2 separate regions of the Homo sapiens genome follow, and region 1 is linked to region 2. Evidence: chromatin loops called from intact Hi-C (ENCODE). Cell type or tissue: natural killer cell. All regions are shown on one strand. Links, peaks and the distances in the headings refer to the core of each region. The heading gives the core; the rest is flanking DNA.

Region 1 (12,348 bases), core at 1,479-9,478, 330 kb after region 2:
AACAACTTGACAATCATACAATAGAAGATAATTCATAGAACATGAGGGATATCAAGATTCGAAGAAGAAGCATAAGGAAATTCAGTAAAATTAAGAGAATGTATTTAATATTTAAATAGATTTCAAACTACTTGTGAAATTAACTGAAAATATGCCATTTAAAAAAGAACTATCACAATGAAATAAAGGAAGGCTAGAATATCATCTTTTTTTAAGAAATTGACAGCAAGAATGAGGGGGAAAAAAGATACTAAAGAATACTAGAAAAGTAAATGACAGGCTGGGCGCGATGGCTCATGCCTGTAATCCCAGCACTTTGGGAGGTCGAGGCGGGTGGATCACCTGAGGTCAGGAGTTTGAGACCAGCCTGGCCAACACAGCGAAACCCTATCTCTACTAAAAATACAAAAATTAGCCGGGTGTGGTGGCACGCGCCTATAGTCCCAGCCACTCGGGAGGCTGAGGCAGGAGAATCGCTTGAATCTGGGAGGCAAAGGTTGCAGTGAGCCAAGATCACACCATTGCACTCCAGCCTGGGTGACAGAGCAAGACACCATCTCAAAAACAAAAACAAGTAAATGACATATTAAAAATTAGCAAAGAGAATAGAAATACGGATGGCTAAGCAAGCACGAGAAGCTAAAATAAATGCAAACACCATTTGTGCAGTCCAGCAGATTATCAATGAAGCAGACAAAGAAATATTCATACAGTTCTCCTAGTCTAAAAAATCAAATCGAGAAAATTTCCCCCAATTCCCATTTTCAAAACAATTTTAGAAATGTGTTCTCATGGAAAATCAGAGGCTACTCAAGATACAGGCAGCATATAGGTCCCCAACTCCCTCAAATTTTCACTTTTCTTTGTCCTGTAAAAGTATAGCAAGGTAGTTTAGGAGAAGAGCAGAAACTTACTGCTCCAAACCCTTTAAAAACACATGTTAAATCTATTCTGAATTTCTACTGACTTAAATTTCTATATAATGGGGTAAAACTGTAATGATAAATTAAGAAATCTAGAATTCAAAATTTTAAAACTTAATGTAAAAAGTGGAAAAACATCTTTAAAACACATTATGAATAAGGCAAGAAAACCCAGACTTTTTAACATTTTATCATTTTGCTTTAACATATAACACTAGGAAAACAAGACAGTAGGAACAAAAAGAAAAGACTCCACAATAAATGAGCTAAGGATACAGGAATGTTCAGAAAGGAACCTCATCTATAATACAAATATGTGAATAAATATTAAACATTCTCTGTGATCAAAAAATAATAGGGCCTCTCTCTGCTGACCAAGCCTGGCAGAGGGCTACAAAATTTAAAAAATAATAATAAAAATAAAATATAATAGGACCAAATTTTCACCCAATAGGGCTTTTTAAAATGATAATATACAATGCTTATGACTGTGCGGTTAAACATATAAATTGAGGAAAAGGTAAATAATATTTACCAAGTGCCTACTATGTATCATGCACTGAATAGGTCAATGGGCCTCACAAATATCTTATGGAGTAAGTATTAATCATCCTAATTTTAACCAGATTCAGAAAGACTAAGTCACTTAGTCTAACAAATTAATCTAAAATAAGAACAAATTGATGTAATATTTGTTGAGGCCGCTAGGTAAGAAAAATCTAGAAACAAAATACCCCATACTGGCTGGGTGCGGTGACTCATGCCTGTAATCCCAGCACTTTGGGAGGCCAAGGCGGGAGGATCATTTGAGGTCAGGAGTTCAAGACCAGCCTGGCCAACATGGTGAAACCCCATCTCTAATAAAAAAATACAAAAATTAGCTGGGCATGGTGGCACGTGCCTATAAATCCCAGCTACTCGGGAGGCTGAGGCAGGAGAATCACTTGAACCCGGGAGGCAGAGGTTGCAGTGAGCCGAGATCGTGCTGTTGCACTCCAGCCCGGGCAACAAAGCAAGATTCCGTTTCAAAAAAACCAAAAAAAAAAGCCAAACTACCCAATACTAACGAACTGAGTAAACAGAGCAAATTTGTTGATAAAGTATTAGTCACCTAAAATTATAATTATGAAGGCTATATATATTAACATGGAAATACTAACATATTAGGTGAAGTATATGCTATGGTTTAACTGTGGGGTTGTTTTTTCTTTGCCGGTTATCCAGTACAGCTTTGACATTTGAGGATTTGAAATTGACCATTTGTAAATGATTCATAAGTACATGACAAGTAACATTTTGAAATTTTGTTAAGACACAGACATAAATCCTATACTCTGTGACTCCACTGTATTAGGAAAAAAAAAAATCAGCCTGTGGGAATGAGCTTAGCTAACCATCCAACTTGTTATCCTATGTCTATTTTTTACTCAAGGTCATGTGTGCTTTAACTCTTCATTATCCTCTTAAAGAAGACAGCAAAACCCCGTCTCTACTAAAAATACAAAAAATTAGCCGGGCATGGTGGCATTCGCCTATAATCCCAGCTACTCAGGAGGCTGAGGCAGGAGGCTCACTTGAACGCAGGAGGCAGAGGTTGAAGTGAGCCGAGATAATCCCACTGCACTCCAGCCTGGCTGACAGAGTGAGACTCTGTCTCAAAAAAAAAAAAAAAAAGACACTTTAACCTTTCAGCTATACTTTACACTGAAATTTAGGATAGAAGTTGTAGGCCAGGCGTGGTGGCTCACACCTGTAATCCCAGCACTTTGGGAGGCTGAGGTGGGTGGATCACGAGGTCGGGACCAACCTGGCCTACATGGTGAAACCCTGTCTCTCCTAAAACTACAAAAATTAGCCAGGCGCAGTAGCAGGCGCCTGTAATCCCAGCTATTCAGGAGGCTGAGGCAGGAGACCTGCTTGAACCCAGGTTGCAGAGGCTGCAGTGAGCCGAGATCATGCTACTGCACTCCAGCCTGGGTGACAGAGTGAGACTCTGTCTCAAAAAAAAAAAAAAAAAGGCCAGGCGAAGTGGCTCACGCCTGTAATCCCAGCACTTTGGGAGGCCGAGGCAGGGGGATCATGAGGTCAGGAGTTCAGGACCAGCCTGACGAACATGGAGAAACCCCATCTCTACTAAAAATACGAAAATTAGCCAGGGCATGGTGGTGCGTGCCTGTGATCCCAGCTACTCAGGAGGCTGAGGCAGAAGAATCGCTTGAACCCGGGAGGCGGAGGTTGCAGTGAGTCGAGATCGTGCCACTGCACTCCAGCCTGTGCAACAGAGCAAGACTCCATCTCAAAATAAAAATAAAAGTTGTATTGGACTCGGGTTTATCATATTGCTGAACATGTCAATTACAAATGACTGGTATATATGAACAGAAGAAAAAATATTCCCAAATGAAAAGTTATGTTTGAATATTATGAGTGATTGCCCTTCAGTTGCTTTAATTACAGAAAGTGTGAAAGGGAAGAGGTAAGTAGCAGGTTAACATCTCTCCACAAATGGCCACAGCTACTGAAAACTAACCATTAGTGGGAAGGAACCAAGAAGAAGTCATGTCTTGGGACACTAAAAGCAAAGGTGATACGGGATATATTTTTTGAGCTTGAAAGAGAAAGTGTGTTTTTTTTTTTTTTTTTTTGGAGACAGAGTCTTGCTCTGTCACCCAGGCTGCAGTACACACTGGCGCGATCTCGGCTCACTGCAACCTCCGTCTCTCAGGTTCAAGCGATTCTCCTGCCTCAGCCTCCGGAGTAGCTGGGATTATAGGCATGCACCACTTCACCCGGCTAATTGTTGTATTTTTAGTAGAGATGGCGTTTCACCATGTTGGCCAGGCTGGTCTAGAACTCCTGACCTCAGGTGATCCACCTGCCTCTGCCTCCCAAAGTGCTGGGATTACAGGCATGAGCCACTGCGCCCAGCCAGGAAAAGTAGTTTCTATCTTAAAACACTATGAATAATTTATTCACCCAAAATTAGGAGTTTGCCTTTAAGAAATCCGTATAAATTATCTTTAGAGCATTATTAGTATACAACATATAACCCGGATATTGTGAAGATTTGACTCTTGCTTCTGATTTAGCCTCTCCCATCTTCAAATGATTCACGTGCTGGAAAGTCTGGGTTCAGTTTAGTTTTTCCCTGAGGCCTCTATCTTTTCCCAGGTATTAAATAGCTCCAGACTGCCTCACCTGTAAGGTTGATGTCTCCCAGCAAATCAAGAAGTTCTCCACCAGCAGAAGATGGTTTGCTTGTAGGCGCAGTTGGAATAACAGGTGTTATGTCATTTCCTCCCAACAAATCCAATAAATCATTGGCCTAAACAAGGTAACAACACCTCAATTCATTATTATTTGATTTGTCTAGTATACATCTAATGCAAAGCTCTTTCAATATGTAAAAATAAGGAAGGAAATCATCAACCAACCCAGGAACATTAAAGGGACTCAGCTAAGAGACAAGCTGTAAGGGACTATAAAATCGTAAGAAGCCCCAGATGAGCAAGTGAAAGGCTGGCTACCTGGCTGGTGGGCTGTGGCCCAGAGGGTGGCGGTTTGGTCTCTAGTGGAGCTGGTTCTGTCTCTCCATTTGTCTGCACAATCTCAGTAGGGCCATTTGTGGTCACTTTTTCCATGACAGGCATTCTCTCAAGTAGGGCAGACCTAGAAGAATCTGAAGTGGTTAAATTCTAGGCAGTTAACCTAGATTCCCTACCCAAAATAATCACCATTAACTATGTTGAGCCCAAGCATGGAGATCTATCTCCCCTCCCCATCCAACACACACACTAAAATAGAAGGTAGATTACAAGAATACATGACCTAAATTCCTGGCTGGATTAAGGGCAGACAAAAAAATCTTGAATAAACAGACTGCCCAGCTAAATCCCAAAGCATATATTTCAGTGGTAGAGAGACTGAGATGAAAGAAAGGTAAATCCATAGGTATTAACAGTCAAGAAGATACTGTATAATAGAAGAATAAAAGATGACCCAAACACTAGAATGTTAACAGTAAAAGAATTTGAATGAGATTATTTGTCTTGAAAAAATACAACTCCCACTTCTTTTTTTTTTGAGACAGAGTCTTGCTCTGTCGCCAGGCTGGAGTGCAGTGGCATGATCTTGGCTCACTGAAACATCCGCCTCCCAGGTTCAAATGATTCTCCTGCTTCAGCCTCTCGAGTAGCTGGGAATACAGGCATGCGCCACCATGCCCAACTAATTTTTTTGTATTTTTAGTAGAGACGGGGTTTCACCATGTTGGCCAGGATGGTCTCGATCTCTTGACCTCGTGATCTGCCCGCCTCGGCCTCCCAAAGTGCTGGGATTACAGGCGTGAGCCACCACGCCCGGCCTCCCACTTCTTAACTAAATAAAATAGAAAATAAAGCAAACTTTCCATATCAAAAAAAGTGTAAGTGTTGGAGGTGGAATGAAAGAGAGTTAATTTATTTCTTTAGAGACTAGGCAGAATAGAAGATGGACAAAACAGAAGCAGACAAGCAATTAGAACTAAATAGGGATACGAGGAACAATTAATAAAGCACAAGGAATGAATCTTCTTTATGGATTACCATGACAATTTAGTCAGGATGCTAAGAGATACACGCATTGCTTAGTTTCTTTCGCTCACCTCATGTGGTCATATTTCTTGAAAAGTGCATTATATTCTACTGCCCTCTGCTGGAGTTCCACATCAATGCTGCTTCCGTAGATGGAAACCACTTTCTTAATTCGGCTATAGATAAAATGACAAACGAAATAAAATACCCAAAAGAAAATTCACAAATAAGCAGAGATAATGTTTAATAAGCCAGAATTTTCTGGTTAAAATACTGAAATACTCATTTTTTCTTAATTTATATAGTTTTTCAAAAACAAAACACTTTACTTTCATCCATTTATCTGACATTCGCATTATACTATTCTCATTGTAACACTAGATTTTTGTCTGTTAAATATGCCATCCCCATTCAGCAACAATGATGGTGTGGAAAAAACACATATATATATGCCACTCCCTAAACTTTGCTAGACAAAAGTACCAACTATTACTTTGCCACAAAAGAAATTTGTACTGTTCATTCTCTTCTTTGATAATTTTTAAATAATTTTTAATCTATAAAAGGGTCAGAGCCTCAAAATGTTGACCCCAAATTCTTCCAGTTCAGAATTTTAAAAGTAATTCAATACCATTTTTTATAAGACTTCACATTTAAAAGTGAAGCAGAAAGACTACAAGAACTACGTTGGCCTTAAATATGCTTGGGTGGGAAAGTGACCTGAGAATCTACTTTATTCAAAAAAGCAAAGAGGAGAATTAAAAGATTTAATCACCAAAACATTCATGATTTTATTCCTATTAAGACTTGTCAAAATATAATAAACCAAAACCTTGGCCAGATTACAAGGTCAGGAGTTCGAGACCAGTCTGGCCAAAATGGTGAAACCCCATCTCCACCAAAAAATACAAAAATTAGCCAGGCATGGTGGTGTGCGCCTGTAATCCCAGCTACTCAGGAGGCTGAGGCAGGAGAATTGCTTGAACCCTGGAGATGGAGATTGCAGTGAGCCGAGATTGTATGCCACTGCACTCCAGCCTGGCAACAGAGCAAGATTCTGTCATAAAATAAAATGAAATATAAAATACAAATAAACCAAAACCTTTATATGGGGAAGTAGATTCTCAACTTAAAAAGAAAAAAAAAAGGTATTAGAAATCTCATTCTAAAAACGTAACTTTTAGGCCAGGTGGAGTGGGTCACATCTGTAATCCCTGCACTTTGGGAGGTCAGGGCAGGAGGATCACTTGAGCCCAGGAGTTTGAGACCAGCCTGGGCAAACAAACGAAACACTTTCTCTACAAAAAAATGTAAAAATTAGCCAGGCACGATGGTGTGCACTTATAGTCCCAGCTCCTCTGGAGGCTGAGACAGGAAGATCCCTTAAGCCCAGGAGTTCAAGGTTGCAGTAAAATATGATGGCGCCACTGCACCCCATCCTGGGTAAGAGAGCGAGACCCTGTCTCAACAAACAAACAAAACCCCCTAAACTTTTCTGCTTCAAAATAATCCACAAGGGAGTAAAAGAATGAGAGGGAACAAAGTGCTGATGAATAAAGATTAACCACAAATTGATCACTGTGACTGTGGAGAAATAAGTAATGGAAATTTGTGTTATTATTCTCTCTACTTTTGTCTATGCTTGAAATTTTCCATGATAACAAGTTTTTTGGGATTTTTTTTGTTTTTTAATTACAAAACAACCTGTTCACCCTATGTTTCTTCAATACTCACTTTACAGTACAAGTGAATCGAGTGGAAAGCTTCATAATGGCAGTGAGGGCATAACCTCGTGTCACAGAGGTGGACATATTAGAGATTAGGACACTTTCTAAAATATCCAACACTTCATCCTCTGTTACCTGAGGAGGAGGAGGAAAAAGAAGACGATGAAGAATGAGTAGCATGATTAAGCATCTAAATCTGATATCAAGTCAGGGGAAGCAGCCAGAAAGACAATCCTACCGTTACAAAAGCCTCTAACTCAACCTGTGCTTTGCCAGGGTAACTGTCCAAGCTGTTCTATCAACCAGAGTAGTTGGGGGTAAAAAAAAGTGCTCTGGTTCTATCAACCAGAGCAGGTGGGGGTAAAAAGAGTGAAAAATGACCACTGGGGCTGAGAGGCAATATTAGAGCTTCAAGTGGCAGAAACAGAAGAAGAAAAGAAAAACATACAGAGTTCAAGTGTTGTTGCCACAATTTTCCCTTTTAAAGCCAGTCCTTTAATGTGCAAATAAGAACATGGATACATGTCTCATTTCTTCTTGTTTACCAGCCAGAGGGTAAGAGAAACAGTAATTCAGTCCACTAGGACAGAGACTTGGGCCTAAAGTGGTTTTAAAATCTCACAATGGGGCCAGGCAAAGTGGCTCACACCTGTTTTGTTTTTTTTTTGTTTTTTTTGTTTTGAGACGGAGTCTGGCTCTGTCACCCAGGCTGGAATGCAGTGGCGCAATCTTGGCTCACTGCAAGCTCCACCTCCCGGGTTCACGCCATTCTCCTGCCTCAGCCTCCCGAGTAGCTGGGACTACAGGTGCCTGCCACCACGCCCGGCCAATTTTTTCTACTTTTTAGTAGAGATAGGGTTTCACTGTGTTAGCCAGGATGGTCTGGCTAACCACCCTGCAGGTGACCTCATGATCCACCCGCCTTGGCCTCCCAAAGTGCTGGGATTACAGGCATGAGCCACCACACTCAGCAATGCCTGTTAATCCCAACACTTTGAGAGGCCAAGGCAGGCAGATTGCTTGAGTCCAGAAGTTCAAGACCAGCCTGGGCAACACGGTGAAACCCTGTCTCTACAAAAAAAAAGTAGAATAAACTAGCCAGGGTGGTGCCTGCCTATAGTCCCAGCTACTCAGGAGGCTGAGGTGGGAAGATCGCTTGAAACCCAGGAGATCAAGGCTGCAGTGAATTGTGATCCCACCATGGCACTCCAGCTTGGGTGACAGAGTGAGACTCTATTAAAAAAAAAAAAACAAAAAACCTCACAATGGCTCAATAAGTTCCATCTCAAAAAATGGCAGGTTTTCCAATATAATTCGCGTTTGCTTCTTTAAAAAGTTGGGTATTTTTTAAATTTTTTTGAGACAGGGTCTCACTCCTGAGTAGCTGGGACTAGACACCATCATACCTGTCTAATATTTGTGTCTTTTGTAGAGACAGAGTTTCACCATGTTGCCCAGGCTGGTCTCAAACTCCTGGGCTCAAGCGATGCTCCCATCTCAGCCTCCCAAAGCGCTGGGATTATAGGCATGAGCCACCACGCCTGGCCTAAAAAGTTTTCAAGGAATCAACCTCAACTCCCCATTAAACACTACTCTCCTATAACCAAAACCACTATTTTCCCCCACTTAACCAAGAGTGACAAGGAGTACCTGAATAGGCTCTTCCTCTTCACACTGGCCAGATACAAGAAGATCACCATATTCACCTATACACCATGCAGCCACTTGTACCAAAGGTTGCTGTGAAAAGAAAAGTCAACGTTTCTCAAGAACTTCAATTTTTCCAAAGTTATTTAATGCAAATCATAGGTCATCTCATAATAAAGATCAAAACTGTGCATATCTAGAGTGTTAGAAATAAAGACATACCAAAGGGGAGAGAGGAGGGGGGAAAAAAAAGAAGAAAAACATACCAGAAAAATTGAGGGTAAAATTACCCCCTAAAATAGTTGAATGAAGTACTTACTTGAGAATAATCACCAAGAATTGCTTTGTACAGGCGCTGGACAGTATAGGCATGCATCTCCACACTATTAGTTATTAACTGGATTAAATTGGGGACTGCATCATCACGAACATAACTTCCTGCCTAAAAGGAAATGCAGACAATTACCCCTAGAAACACACAGAAATGATGATAACAAGTGTTAGCTATTATTATTACTGTGTGTTTTTTCCTTTCTTTTTTTGAGACAGAGTCTCGCTCTGTCACCCAGGCTGGAGTGCGATAGCGCGATCTTGGCTCACTGCAACCTCCACCTCCCAGGTTCAAGCGATTCTCATGCCTCAGCCTCCCAAGTAGCTGGGACTACAGGTACATGCCACCACACCTGGCTAATTTTTTCTATTTTTAGTAGAGATGGGGTTTCACCATGTTGGTCAGGGTGGTCTCGAACTCCTGACCTCAGATGATCCACCTGCCTCGGCCTCTCAAAGTGCTGGGATTACAGGCGTGTGCCACTGCGCCCAGCCATTACTATTGTTTTTAAAAGAAGAATACCAGAAAACACCCTCAAAGATAAATTTGGTTCCAATTCTCAGGTTCATAACAGCTCAAACTTCAAAGTCTTATTTAAATATGTTACATTTTTAAATTTTATTTTATTTTTAAAAATTTTCTCTTTGTCCAAAGGCCGGGTGTGGTGGCTCACGCCTGTAATCCCAGCACTTTGGGAGGCCAAGGCGGGTGGATCACAAGGTCAGGAGATCGAGACCATCCTGGCTAACACGATGAAACCCCGTCTCTACTAAAAATACAAAAAATTAGCCGGGCATGTGGTGGGTGCTTGTAGTCCCAGCTACTCAGGAGGCTGAGACAGCAGAATGGCGTGAACCCAGGAGGCCGAGCTTGCAGTGAGCCGAGTTTGCGCCACTGCACTCCAGCCTGAGCAACAGACTGAGACTCCGTCTCAAAAAAAAAAAAAAAAAAATTTCTCTTTGTCCAAATTAAAAAAGGAAGGCTGGACACAGTGGCTCACACCTGTAATCGCAGCACTTTGGATGGCTGAAGCAAGATGACTGCTTGAGGCCAGGAGTTTGACACAAGCCTGGGCCACACAGCAAGACTCCATCACTACCAACAATAATAATAATAATAATAATAATGTAAAGGTTTAAAACTTTATCACCCAACCTTGGTCAATCTCCCATTCCTAAATAGAACAATAGATTTAATTTGTAAGACTGAGACCAGTCCTAACCATGTGTATTTTGGAAAGGAAAAAAAAGAAAAAAAAAAAAAAACAGCCAGGTGATCAGGGTTTTATCAGGTCACTCCTGTTAAGAAACACAAAGACAGAGGAAGAATTCTGGGAAAATGATCAGAAGGAAAGGTGAGAAGCTAAAAAGCAGGTAATTTGCAGTATAGTTTATTTACATCCTTCCGTAAAGCAGAGTGCATTAAATACAAGAAAGCATCAGGGTGATCTAATGGGTTTGTATAATAAGACTACTTCATTCAACAGCAGCAGAATACACATTTTTCTTAAACTTACACTGAACCAAGAAAGACCATATTCTGGGTCATAAAAAATATCTTAACAAATTTCAAATAACATAAATCATAGACAGTATGCTCTTAGACCACACAGAATTAAACTAGAAATCTGCAACACAAAGACAGGTGCAAAAAAATCCCAAAATATTTGGAGATTAAAAGAACATACTTCTAAATAACACATGGGTCAAAAACAACATTATAAGAGAAAACTATAAGCCAATCTCTCTCATGAATACACATATAAAAATACTCAACAAGATATTAGCAAATCAAACCCAACAAAGTTATAAAAAGAATAATATACCCTGACCACGTATTCCAGGTATGTAAGGCTGGTTAGGCATTCAAATATCAATGTAACCCAGCATGTAACAGGCTAAAGAAAACAAATCACATGATCATAAGAGAACACAAGTCAGTTAGAAAAATAAAATCAGGGGCACAAAAAAAAAGCTTTTGAATTCTCATAAACACTTTCCTTCAGGAGTGTTAATTTCTCCCTTCTTTTGAGCCTCATGAAAACTAGGAAAACATGTCCTGTTCATCATTATGTTAATTACATTTTGTTAGATTATAATTTTTCCCCTTGCTAATCAAATTTATTAACTTTTAACCTTTTACCAAGTTAATTCATTGTAAGTAAACTAAAAAACGAGTATGCCCCAGAGAGAATTCCACAGCAACAAATACATATACATATAAGTCATAATTTCATAAGTCAACAAATACATATAAGTCATAATTTCAATGATATAATTTTCTCCCTACAGATGTTTCATAATTTACTTAATCCCCATTTGGGGACTACTAGTTGTTTCCGGTTTTCTCCTACTATAAACAATATTAGGATGAATACTTTTACATACACATTTTTGTGTACTTGTCCTATTATTTTTTCAGGCTAAAGTCCTAAAAATTGAATTAATGAATCAAAGGGTACAATTTAAGGCTTTTCCTACATGCTACCAAACTGCATAGTAAAAAGATGGCATCATCCTATACTCCCATAAAGTGAAGAGTACTGCCTGTTTCTCTATTTTCTAACACTGGGAATTAGATTAAAAAATACGAAATGTGAAAAATGATACCTCAATTTTACTTTATTTCTTTAATAAGAAAATTTTTTCAAATGTTAATTAGCCATTTCTTTCTTCATGAATTGCTGGTTCAAATACCAATTTTTCCATTAGAGTGGTATTTCCTATCAATTATAAATTATTCATAGATTGAATATATTAATATGCTGTCATAAGTTAATGTTTTCCCCAGTTGTTAATTTGCCTTTTAAATCGTAGACTGTTCCCCTTTTTGTTATTCAATTTTTAAATTTTAATATGGTTAAATTTGTGGCTTTTCCTTTACAGTAGCTACTTCTAGTGACTTAATTAATGGAAATGGTTTTCTTTACATGTCACTGCACTTTCATTTTTACTCTTAAATACCTAATCCTTGCCTACTAATTGAATAATAAACACAGAAACCCTGAATTTCTGCAAGAATGCCAAAGAAAGGATCCCATCCAAAACAGGATTTCAAATCCTGAGTAACTTTAGCCATTCAAAACCCTGCAATGGCTTCCTAACATATTCAAAATAAAATGCAAGCTCCCATGAGGCCTACATAGTCTG
Region 2 (12,348 bases), core at 2,844-10,843:
TATTTCCTCCCACCACCAATCACGAGCCAAGCCACAAAGTCCTCATCCCTCACTGGGGAGCTCAACCTCAACTGGGGACTGCGCCTGCTGGGGAAGCCCCTCCACTTTGTCCCAGGGCTCACCTGGGGTCTCTCCTGACCTTGCATCTGTGCTTTGCTGCAACCTTCACTTCTGCAGGTAAGTACACAAAAGGTACCGTGTCAAAGTATCAAAGAGGAACCAACCCGGTTCCCAAAATGATGGCGAATCCAGTGTCAGCCCAATCAACAGCTCCTCAGCCTCCCTCCCTGGTTCTCCTGAGTTAGATTCAGGAGACTGGGGTCCCATCTGTGGAGGCTGGAGGCTGGACGTGCTTCAACATTGGCTATGCTGTCTGTATACATAGCAAATGAGAGGACTCAACACTGCTAGGATAATCTGCACCACAATCCTCTGTGCAGCGTGCCTGGCTTTAAGAGAGGTATCCTTGGAGGCGTGTTTGCAATTGACTCCAAATCTGAAACCCCAGCACTGTGACCACAACACTCACAGGAAACCAGAATATCTGAAACGGTGATGACTTTCCACACTGATTTGGTCTCATCATGCTGCAACCGACATTCTAGTATCATTATTTAGAGAGTCCGGGGATAATAGCCACCTCTGCAGAGAGCTTCTTCAATGCCTTGAAAACAGCCAGCAGCATTTCTACGGTGCACACACCTCGCCCAATTCTGGACATCTCCACCTATGTTACCTTTTTCTGTGGCACAACCATGCTATCGCAAGGTGCTAATTGGAATCTTAAGCACCGAGTTCACAGGACCAGCTGCACAAATGATGGCCCAGGTCTACATGATCAGAAAGGAGGCTCCAATGGCCATGCCCAACACCATTGAGACGTTTGTCCTAGAGCTCAACTCCATGCTGATTCTTGTAATAGAAAGATATTCCATGTGATACCTGGGGCCATCAACCAACTCAGGGCAAAACTAGAACCTGCTTCTCTACGCCAAGGCATAGAGGCGCTCCTTGTTGTACCAGCTGTGTTTCCAAAGCTTGCTTCTGGTGCTCTGTGTCATTCCTGGGACAACCTCAGCAAGGAGGAATTATTATGCTGCTAAACTTGTGACTGAAGGGCTGCTCCGAAGCAAGCTCTGGAGACATTCAGAAAGAAAGTTTCTCCAAAATCTGGAGGAACATTTCTCACTCCAGAGCAGCAACACTTCTGTGAATTGTATGGAATTCCTGGGGAGATTTTAGAGCAGGTGTATAAGAAGCCAAACAAGAGAAGAGCCGAACCATCCATAGAGGATGGTGCAACAAAGCAGCAGCCAAAATCAGTGTTGGAGACCCTCCTCACATCCGGGGTGCCAAAAGGAGGTGCCCACCCACTCCCCAGGATCTTTTAGGCCACCTCCTAAATAGTGGAGACTTCAAATGCATCCAACTCTTCCACCTCTGTCTCCTGCTGGTCCTTCTCCATAAGACCCTTCTCTGATCTTTCCTCTGAATGAGGAACTACTAATTCTGAGGCTTGTGGTTAAACAGAAATGTATTCACCACAAATGAAGATTATCTCAAGATCTTGCTCCCCACAAAATTAACTGTTTCATTTTAATTGTAGCTCATATTTTAATAGTAAAGGACTGAAAGGTTTATGTTGCACTTAATGCTCTCAAAAACCTTTAGGGTGTTTGTTTGTTTGTTTGTTTAGAGACAGGATCTCACTCTGTCACCCAGGCTGGAGTGCAGTGGCACAATTATAGCTCACTGCAACCTTGAACTCCTGGGCTCAAGTGATCCTCCCACCTCAGCTTCCTGCATAGCTGAGACTACAGGGGCATGCCACTGGGCTCTGCTGAATTTCGTTTCTTTTTTTTTTTCCTCTCTTTTTTTTTTTTTTTTTTTTGTAGAGACAGGGTCTCACTATGTTGTCCAGGCTGGAATCCTTAAGGTTTGCATAACGAGAAACACAGTAAGAACCAAGTTCCAGTTGATCAGGCTGCCCTACCAGATTAAGGAACTCGTACTTTATATCCAATGGGGCTGCAGTTTGGAAGCCCTGTAGTCGTCGACTTTCCCTTTAAGCAGTGCACAGAAATAGGAAGAGATCAATAAAGCCCAGAAGAGAAATCTTGCCAAACTTCAACACAGCAAATAACAACCACTTATCGAGGGCTCAACTCCACTAGGAACATCACAAAGCAGCAGTTCTCAGTTGGGGGCAATTTTGTCCCACTCTCACCTCCCCAAAGACATTGAGCAATGTCTGAAGACATTTTTTATTGGTGAAACGAGGTGGGGATGGGGTGGAGGGTGCTACTGGTATCTAGTGGGTAGAGCCAGAGATGCTGCTAATCACCCTGCAATGCACAAGTCAGTCCACAACAACAAGGAATGATTTGGCCCCACATGGCAAGATTCCCCAGGTTGGGAAACTCTGGTATAAAATAAAGGCACCTGAAACACGCCCCTGACCCCAACCCCAGGCATCCAGTCTTTATGTCATGATCCCTCTGAACATCTTAGTTAAGCTATTGCCTTTGCTCCTAAGGGAAAAAAAAATATTTATACATGCATACACAGAAACAAAGCTTTGCAATTTTGGGGGGCAAGGTGACAGAGCAGGGGCCTTGCCATTGTGGACAAGCACCTTATTTTAAAATTCATCTTAATCAAAAACCGCCTAAAGCCAAAAGGCATCAGCCTAATGGCTAAGGTCGGCATGACCAGAAACTACAAATAACATCTCCGACCAGAAACATTCCAAACTCCTCCCCAACCAGAGACATGCTAGCCCCAAGATAACCCCCCTCTGGCTGGGAAGATGCCAGCCCCAAGATAACTAACCTCCCTCCTGCCGGAAAGACGTCAGCCCCAAGATAACCTCCTCTCTGCCCAGAAACATTCCGACCCGGCTATAGACTTCTCCCTGACCCAAAAACATTCCAAGCTTGTGATAAGACCCTCACCCTAAAACCAATATATACTTTTAGTCTGTAACAGAAAGCGCCCCTGACCAAAATCGGCCAGAAGCCCCTCCAGGTTTTATCTAAAGTAAACCTGTCTTTAAAAATTTCATGTTTTTTTCCTCTTTCTTTAACTCTTACACAAGTGTTCATCAATCCCTGATGCCCATTCAGGAACACTCCTCAATCCCAGACACCCAAAGATACTGAAGTCAGGTTCTTTTCCTTTTTCTTTTTTTTTTGTCTCGCTCTGTCACTCAGGCTGGAGAGCGGTGGCGTGATCTCAGCTCACTGCAATCTCACCTCCTGGGTTCAAGCGATTCTCCTGCTTCAGCCTCCCGAGTAGCTGGGACTACAGGTCTCCATCTCCTGACCTCGTGATCCACCCGCCTTGGCCTCCCAAAGTGCTGGGATTACAGGTGTGAGCCATTGTGCCCAGCTGAGGTCAGGTACTCTTTTTAGCGAGTATTCCCATTTTAAAAAATCTTTTTAAATAAAAAGAACCTGGCTCCAAAAAAACCATTTGCATGTATGATACCTCATTGAAACCTCAGAGCCATCCAACCGGGTCAGGTCTACCCGAATTGCCATGGACAGAGAACAAGACTGGGGCACCGAGAGGTTTAGATGACTTTTCTGTGGTGACACAGCCAGTGAGTGGCAGAGACACAGGAATGCCACCCCACCCCTGCTCTGGCCACCACCGGCACTCCAGGTTCTGACACCCCATGCCGTGGAATCGCACGGTGGGATCCCAGCTGACCCAGGGTGCTCCGTCTCCACCCTGGCTTTCCATCTGGCCCACACAGGTGAAGTGCAAAGGCTGATCTCAGAGAAACCATCAGAGGTACTATCACACTGCCTCATCAGTGACAGTCACTCTCCTGGCCAGGTGCATGGGCGTGGATGTGGATCACATCAGGTGTGGAACAGAGGCAGCGCACTCCTCGAGCCCCAGGTGTTTGTGGGAAGCCAACCATACCCTGAATCTCTCCTAGGTACAGGTAGGCCCAGGTGCAGCTCTGACAGGCTCGCCACTCCCGGGCAGGAAACCTCCCAGCCTCAGTCAGCTCCTCTTAATCAGCCCCTCTTCATCTCCAACCAGGATCACCAGTCTGCCAGGCCCCTTCCTGTGCTCCTCAGGAGGCCAGCAGTCTGCCAATATCTGGAACTTAATGAAATGAGAGTAAAAGTGAATCCCTGAGGTTGCCTTATTTTTCCTCCATTGAACCTCTTTCCAGTTCCCTCAGTCTCTCTCTGCCTTTGTTTTATAGTAAGAGGCTACATTTGGACCAGGTGAGCTACTGGTCACGCAGGAGTCGATCTTGCTGTCCTCCTCTGGCTGGACACTATGGCCTGGAACTGACTTCCAGCTCAGGAGTTTGAGCCCAGGAAGCTTATCCTCTGTTTTCACATGCTAGTAGTCACCCTTTTGGTCTGATTGCTGTTGAAAACCACGCAATACAACACCTGCAACTCTGTCGGAAGCCTGTGACAATCAAACTGCATTCACCCAGACTGTGTTCAGAGGCGCATATGTCTTAGAGTTTGCAAATGCATATATTCAAGTCTAAAATCTGTGTTTCAGAAAGCAACAGCCAACCAGATTTAGCAAGTCCCACCCATTTGCCGTAGGTACACCAGACCAATTTTTTAAATGAGTAAAACATTTTTTTTTTTTTTGAGACTGAGTCTCACTCCATCGCCCAGGCTGGAATGCAGTGGCACGATCTCAGCTCACTGCAACCTCTGCCTCCTGGGTTCAAGCGATTCTCGTACCTCAGCCTCCCAAGTAGCTAGAATTACAGCATGTGCCGCCATGCCCAGCTAATTTTTGTAGTTTTAGTAGAGATGGGGTTTCACTATGTTGGCTAGGCTGGTTTCAAACTCCTGACCTCGGCCTCCCAAAGTGCTGGGATTACAGGCATGAGCCACCATGTCCAGCCAAAACATTATTTTAAAGCTAAGCTCCCCACCCTCTTGCTATTCCTTTGGTTCCCCTCTCTCCCCGGGACAAACCCCATTCAACTCTAACATGCATCCCATCTCTGGATATTTCTCACTGTTACAAGGCAGTCATGTAGCCAGGACCACCGTGTCCTGATGTCTAGTGTGTTTGACAACTAACAGAAAAGGGATTTGGCGTTTTTATTTTATTTTGAGACTGAATCTCACTCTATCACCCAGGCGCAATCTTGGCTCACTGCAACCTCCACCTCCCAGAGGCTCAAGTGATTCTCCTGCCTCAGCCTCCCAAGTAGCTGGGATTCTAGGCATGCACCACCACATCCAGCTAATTTTTTGTATTTTTAGTAGAGAAGGAGTTTCACTGTGTTGGCCAGGCTGATCTCGAACTCCTGACCTCAAGTGATCCTCCCACCTCGGCCTCCCAAAGTGCTGGGATTACAGGCATGAACCATGGCGCCCGGCTGGAAAAGAGATCATCCTGTCCACAGCTGGGCCCTATTCGGGATCATCTCTTAGGAGGGCCCTAGCTCCTTTCCTGGACTGTATCTTGTCCCCATGATTGAACAAGGGTGGCTTTCAGGAAGAGGATGGGGAAAGTCCAGCCCAGAACCAGGCCCTACAGCAGAAGGCAAAAAAAAAAAAAAAAAAAAAAAAAAAAAGGTGATTCCCTTGACTCTGGCCCCCTAAGGGCAATGTGAGCCCCCCAAAACCATGAGTCCAACTCCCTGTTGTCTGGGGAGCAGCACCACAGCCCAGGATGGCTTGGGGGATGCATTGGATGAGGGAGAAGCAGGCCCACAAAGGGGAGATGAATGTGTCAAGATCACACAGCCAGGCAGGGCACAGTAGGGACTAGACCTGTGCTCAAGGTACTGGGCCATTTTGCATTTCTGAATGGGCAGCAGCATCAGAACCTTCATACTCCTCATACCACTGACGGCAGGCTCTGTGCATGGGGATATCCTTGACCCTGCACCTGGCACAGAGGGAAGCCAGCCAGCTGCGGACAGTCACGCCCTGGGGCTCTGAGCTGCTCCACTGCACCTGGGGCATCCTGCACCGGGGTGGACAGTTCCCAGTCAAGACGACGAAGACTAGGAGACCCGACCTGGGAACTCTACGTGGCGCCAGAGTGCCCCCTGCTGGCTGACCGCCAAGCAACCCAAACCTCACGTCTGCATCTAAGACTTCTCTTGACTCCCGCCCAGGAGAGCTGAGGGTTGGGTTCAGCGCCCACCTTCTCCTAGGAAGTTTCTCCTGGACCTGCTCTATCCAACCTCTATCTCAGCTGCCGACTACAGGGCCCCCTGCTGTTTCCAGTTCCTGGCCCACCCAGAGTTTTTCCTACTCATGTGGGCTACCCCCAGGACACTGGGAGCGAGGCCCTTGTTTAAGGAATCGTCTTCAGCATCACGGCAGAGGAGGAGCCCACCCATGTCAGGGTGAGTGCTGGGGTCTCAGGGAAGCCCGTCCACCATGGGCAGCGACATTATTTTCCCAATTGTTCTGCGATTCCCATCTCTCTTGGGAACAGGGCTTGCGCTCTGACTGTGAGTGAACAAGATGACCACAAGGGGGCAGCAGAGACAAAAAGCTTCGCCTGAAAACCATTTGCTAAAGTTCTCCACCCACGAGGTAAATCAGTTCCCAGTCCTGGCTGCACACTGGATTCACCTGGTGAGCTTTAAACACTACCGATGCCAAGTTCCCACCCCTACAAATGCTGAGTTAATGGCCCTGGGGTGCCATCCTAACATCTTTTTACAATCTCCCAAGGGAAACTTTAATTTAAAATGCAGAAGGCAGTGGAGGAGGGAAAGAGCGACCTTTCAGGCCATTCTTCTATCGGGCTAGGGCTGAGGATCACTGGGTTAGACCCTTGTTAATGCAAAGCGTGGCTCACGGACCACCAGCATCAAGGTCACCTGGGAGCTTGTTAGAAATAAGGACCTGCCCCAAACCTACTGAGTCAGAATCTGCAATTTAACAGATTCTCCAGAGAATTCATCTGCATATTAAAAGTCTAAGAAACTTACGGTCCTCTTTACCAAAAAGGCACTAGGGAGGTCCTGGTCCAATGCCATATGTACAGTCTGTGGATGCACAGATTAAAGCCCCGAGGCAGGAGTCCCTTTGCCCAAGGTCATTGGCCATGTATTCAGTGGGATGGCACAAACCTGAAGGCCCTGACTCCAGGACCAGTGCACCTTCTCCCACAGCACCCTGCTCCTCCAACCCAGAGGTGGGCCTGGGCACAAGAGGGCAGGAAATGGTGGCAGGAGTTTGGTGGGGTCTTTGAATTTCCCTGTTAGCACGTGTCCTGTGGGGATCCCAGGGATAGCTAAGATACCATCCCTGGCTCAAGGAACTTCTATCCTCATATCTAACTCTGGACAGACGCACTTGGTATCAGTCAAACACAACCTCTTACCTTGAGTCACGTACTAGAACCATCTCTAAATCTAGCAAAACAGAGGAGGGAGAAAAAGACTAGTTTGGATACGTAGCCTGGAAAGGTTTCCTGCAGTCCAGGCAGTGCAGGAGGAGGGTGGGTTAGGTTTCAGGGGCCAGTGGAGGAGGGGGCTGCATTTCAGACCAAAAGACCAAGATGAATGAAGGGTATAGATATACAGGAAAGGATCCACATGACCAGGGCATAGGTAAGGGCTGGGAAGTTGTGGGAGATAAAGCTGGGATGGGACAGGGGCTCGCGGCACAGACCAGACCCTAAAAGCAGGCAGAGCACTTGGCCAGGTAGAACCAATTCAGACCCTGGGCTGGAGGCCACAGAGAGCCATGGAAAGTGTTTGAGCCAGGAGAGGAGTCTGGGCCTTGGAAAGACCTTCCAGCATCAGTCCTGTCAGGTTTTGGAGATGATGCAATGAAGAGAGAGGCTACAGGAACCCTCATCCTGAGAGCTCACTGAGTACACGGATCAAGGCTCATTCATCTCAAGGTCACCAGCATTTGCCAGAGTATTAGCCCCTGGAAGGTGACCTGCAAACAACCATCTCTAAGGGAGACCAGCCTTTAACCCAAGGATGATTTCATTCTTAAGGTCCAGGCTGGGCACGGTGGCTCACGCCTGGAATCCCAACAGTTTGGGAGGCCGAGGCAGGCGGATCACTTGAGACCAGGGGTTTGAGACCAGCCTGGGCAACCTAGTGAAACCCTATCTCCACACACACAAATATATATATATATATATATATATATATATCCGAGTGTGGTGGCACATGCCTGTACTCACAGATACTTGGGGGGCTGAGGTAGAAAGATTGCTTGAGCCTGGAAGGCGGAGGTTGCAGTAAGTCAGGATCGTGCCACTGCACTTTGGGCTGTGTGACAGAGCAAGACCTCATCTCAAAAAAAGTAAAATAATTAATAAATAAATAAAACTTAAGGTCCAGAACAGGAAACGTAGGTCATACTCTTGGGACCTTGAGCTTGTTACACTGTGGGGTGGGGATGACCATAGAAATTCCCTTGTGAGATTACAGTGAGACTCACCTGTGATAATGCGTGTTACCTACCTGGCATCTAGGTGAGGCTCAATGTCATGGCAACTCCATTCTACCTGCTTTTCCCAGGGCTTCTGTGACTTTGCACCATCGTAGTAGTCTCTGGAGCCCCTTGAGATTTCCCTTCAATCTCTTCTTGCCTCCTAATTAACAGCAGCATTTATTGAATGCTTTGACCATATTAAAACACTTTGCATATGTGAACTCGTTTGGTCCTACAGTCATGCCTTGATTCATTCTCTAAATTTTTATTTATTTATTTATTTTTTGAGACAGAGTTTTGCTCTTGTTACCCAGGCTGGAGTGCAGTGGCATGATCTTGGCTCACTGCAACCTCCCCACCTTCTGGTTTCAAGCGATTCTCCTGCCTCAGCCTCCCAAGGATTACAGGCGCCCGCCACCATGCCTGGCTAATTTTTGTATTTTTAGTAGAGATGGGGTTTCACCACATTGGCCAGGCTGGTCTCAAACTCCTGACCTCATGATCCACCCGCCTTGGCCTCCCAAAATGCTGGGATTATAGGTGTGAGCCACCGCACCCGGCCCCATTCCCCAATTGAAAGATGAGAAAACTCAAGGGCAGAGCTGGCACATGAGCATAACAGGGACTTGAATCTGATTACTGGCTCAAGCACCCCTCTCCTAACTACTCTTTCTCATGGCCTCCAATGTGTGACTGACCAAGACTCTCCCCTGGCCACTCCATGACCCTCAGGCCACGATCTCCCTCCATAACTCCTTCTCTGACAGTTGAGGGGGCAAATCTCAAGTCTTTGTTCTGAGCCTTGGTCTTCTCCTTTGACCAACATAACCACATGTCCAGAGACCAGTGGGCTAGATCCACATGGACATCTGTCTTCACCTGAAACCCAACCAGCCCCAACTCTAGTCTGAGCCTTGGGCAGCTTGCCCTTGGTCCCTCCACTACAGTACTGAGTTCATTCTCTCCGGAAGTCTAGTTCATCAAGGCCCTGCTGGTTTCCACCCAGGACTGTGGGATCCTGGAGGACAGGCATCTGTCCTCAGGTGCCTCTCACAGCCCCAAGCACAGTAAGTGCTGGACTTACCTCTTCTCTAGCCAGCATCCCTCCCAATTCACCTATTTCAGCTCACAGTGCTACCCTCCATCCCTTGACCCATCCCTCTCCAACAGCTGCCTCATCCCCCAATGGTCCTCTCTGCTCAGAACCACTTTCACCTGCCTCTTAGATTGTTCACTCCCTGACATTCCACCCCACCAACTGCTCCTCCCTGCCCTCCAGCAGGCTCAGGTGAAATCCAACCCCACCCGTTTTTATTTATTTTTTGAGACAGGGTCTCCCTCTGTCATCCAGGCTGGAGTGCAGTGGCACGATCATGGCTCACTACAGCCTCAACCTCCCTGGGTCAAGTGATCCTCCCACCTCACCCCCCCACAAGTAGCTGGAACTAGAGACACGCACTACCACACCTGGCTAGTTTTTTAATTTTTTGTAGAGATGCGGTCTTATCATGTTGCCCAGGCTGGTCTCAAACTCCTGGGCTCAAGTGATCCTCCTGGTTCAGCTTCCAAAGTGCTTGGATTATAGGCATGAGCCACCGCACCCAGCCTACCCCTTGAAATTTAACCATACTCTGTCCCCATTCAAGTTAGTTTCTGTGACTTTCCCAGTGAACTGGAAACTCCTTGGGGGAAGGAACTGTGTCTACTTATTTTTGTCCCCACAACACTGTCCCAGTAACTGGCATATGTTTGAGGACCATTTTAATGTGTGTGTGAATTGTCCAAGTCTTTTCTCTTTTTTCTGTGGAGTATTTCATCCTCTGTCCCTCAATTTTTAAGAGTTCTGTATATATAAGGGAGATTAGCCCTTTGTCTGTGGTATGTGTTACAAATATTTTCTCTCAATTTTTCAGTTACTTTGGTTTCTGTGGTTTGGGTTTTTTGTTTTGTCTGGTTTGGTTTGGTTTGGTTTGCCATGTCCAATTTGCCAGAATTTTATTTCATTGCTTCTGGATTCTGAGTGATGCTTTCAAATCCTTTCCTTACACTGAGGTTAAGAGGAATTCACCCACGGACTTTTTCCCCCTAGTACTTACATGTTTTCATTTTTTACACTTAAATTCATGATCCATTTGAGTTTATTCTTATATATGCTGTGAACAATAGATCTAATTTTATCTTTTTTTAAAAAAAAAAAGACTACCCCATTATCCCAGTACCATTTATTAAAAAGTCTGGGCCAAGCACAGTGGCTCATGTCTGTAATCCCAGCACTTTGGAAGGTCAAGATGAGTGAATCACTTGAGGTCAGGAGTTTCAGACCAGCCTGGCCAACATGGGGAAACCCCATCTCTACCAGAATAAATAAATAAATAATACAAAAATTAGCCAGGTATGGTGGTGCACACCTGTAATCCCAGCTACTTGGGAGGATGCGGCACAAGAATCGCTTAAGCCCAGGAGGTGGAGGTTTCAGTGAGCTGAGATCGTGCCACTGCACTCCAGTCTGGATGACAGAGCAAGACTCCATCTCAAAAAATAAATAAATAAATAAATAAATAGTCTATCATTGCCTCTGAGATTTCACATGCCACCTTTATCATATACTAAATTCCCATTCGTACTTAGGTCTGTTCTGTACTTTCTATTCTATTCCATTGGTCTGTCTGTCTGTTCATGTGGTCAATGCCACACTGTTCTAATTACAGAGGCTTTATAGTTTGTTTTAACAGCCCATAGGGTGAGGCCCCCATTTTGGTCAGTTTTTCCCTGGCTATTTCAGCATGTTTATTTTCCATAGAAACTTTAGTATCAGCTTATCAACTCCATGAAACAAAGCTTATTGGTATTTTTATAGGAATGGCATTCAATTTATAAGTCAACTTGGGGGGAAAAGGGCATCTTGATGTTGAGTTATGATAGCCAAAAACAAGGGATGTCTTCCCACTCCACGTGCTTTAGTGTTTTCCAGAAGTGTTGTAAAATTTTCCCTTTATAGATTTTGCACATTTCTTATTAAGTTTATCCCTAAGTATTTAATCATCTTTGTTGCTACTATATGTAGTAGGGTGCTGCAGGGACCACAGCCTTTGCCACTTCCCTCTGGAGGCTGCAGCTCACCCGGAAAAAGGCTAGGGACACAGGAGACCCCCACTTCAGACTCCTCTCCTGCAGCTGCTGCCCCTCAGGCCAAGGAACAGCCCTCTCTGTTGGAAGGGAGCCCCCAGAACAGAGGCCATCCAAACCTGAGGCAGAGGGGGACCATATCCTCCTCACCAATCTAAGAGGCTTCCCCAAAGACCTCACCCCCAGCTTTTGCAGACCCAGCCTAGTGCCTGGGCTTCAGCTGAGAGGCTGGGGGGATGTTTTCCTTCCTGCCCCAGAGACTGTCAACTGAATCCTCAAAATGTATCTGAAGGAATGGGAGACATTCTAAATATACTGTTTGACTCTGAACAAAAAGATCAAAAGTTCAGGGACATTCTTTGAGGCCATCAGAGTACAAAACAGAAATCAGTCAAAGGAAGAGTCTGGGCTTCAACATATCAAATTAAATTCTAGTGAGGAAACTGCTTGTTAATTTGGAGCCAGTTAACAAGAGAAAACAGAGACAATGTGAAATATAACAAAACCATATGTGAGATTTAATAACACTTTCTAAGGTAAGAAGAGCTTTAAAGAATTTAAATGCAAAGGAGACACGTGGATCTAACTTCTGTCTGGCTCGGGAAGAACACATGAGGCTTCAGAATTCCTACAGGAAAAAGAGAAACAGAGAAACCAACATGCTGCCTTTAATGACTTCATCAAATGCCATGAGCAATCTCAGAGAGTCCTCCATGTCCTTTTTTGCAAGACACAAGAAAACGCCCATCTAAAAGATCACATTACACCATGAGAAGCGCCGGCAGGCCAGTAGAGCGAT

What was found. A loop is a pair of places that touch in the nucleus more often than their neighbours do. Peaks named below come from ENCODE experiments on the same cell type or tissue, not always from the same donor. Only the 100,000 strongest peaks of a DNase experiment are listed, where the experiment ranks them.
Region 1: a loop joins it to region 2, with 5 times the contacts of the local background. A loop is called at or near these places in 2 of 110 quality-filtered maps.

The regions. Positions count from the first base shown.
Region 1 is chr16:71,741,023-71,753,370 of GRCh38, forward strand. AP1G1 (adaptor related protein complex 1 subunit gamma 1) reads right to left here. Exons shown (of 23, transcript NM_001128.6): 14 at 9,188-9,310; 15 at 8,872-8,961; 16 at 7,229-7,356; 17 at 5,566-5,670; 18 at 4,451-4,592; 19 at 4,122-4,248. Among named protein-coding and RNA genes, the nearest start is that of SNORD71, 11 kb to the right of the region's middle. In natural killer cell, for the core only: CTCF peaks have their summits at 5,614 (motif pointing left) and 5,817; a DNase peak (open chromatin) is centred at 5,609.
Region 2 is chr16:71,406,413-71,418,760 of GRCh38, forward strand. It overlaps LINC02136 (long intergenic non-protein coding RNA 2136), which reads right to left. Exons shown (of 3, transcript NR_146574.1): 2 at 8,453-8,583; 3 at 4,029-4,122. Among named protein-coding and RNA genes, the nearest start is that of LINC02136, 14 kb to the right of the region's middle. RefSeq lists enhancers at 5,610-6,111, 6,185-6,274. In natural killer cell, for the core only: CTCF peaks have their summits at 6,484 (motif pointing right) and 6,683; DNase peaks (open chromatin) are centred at 6,059 and 6,499.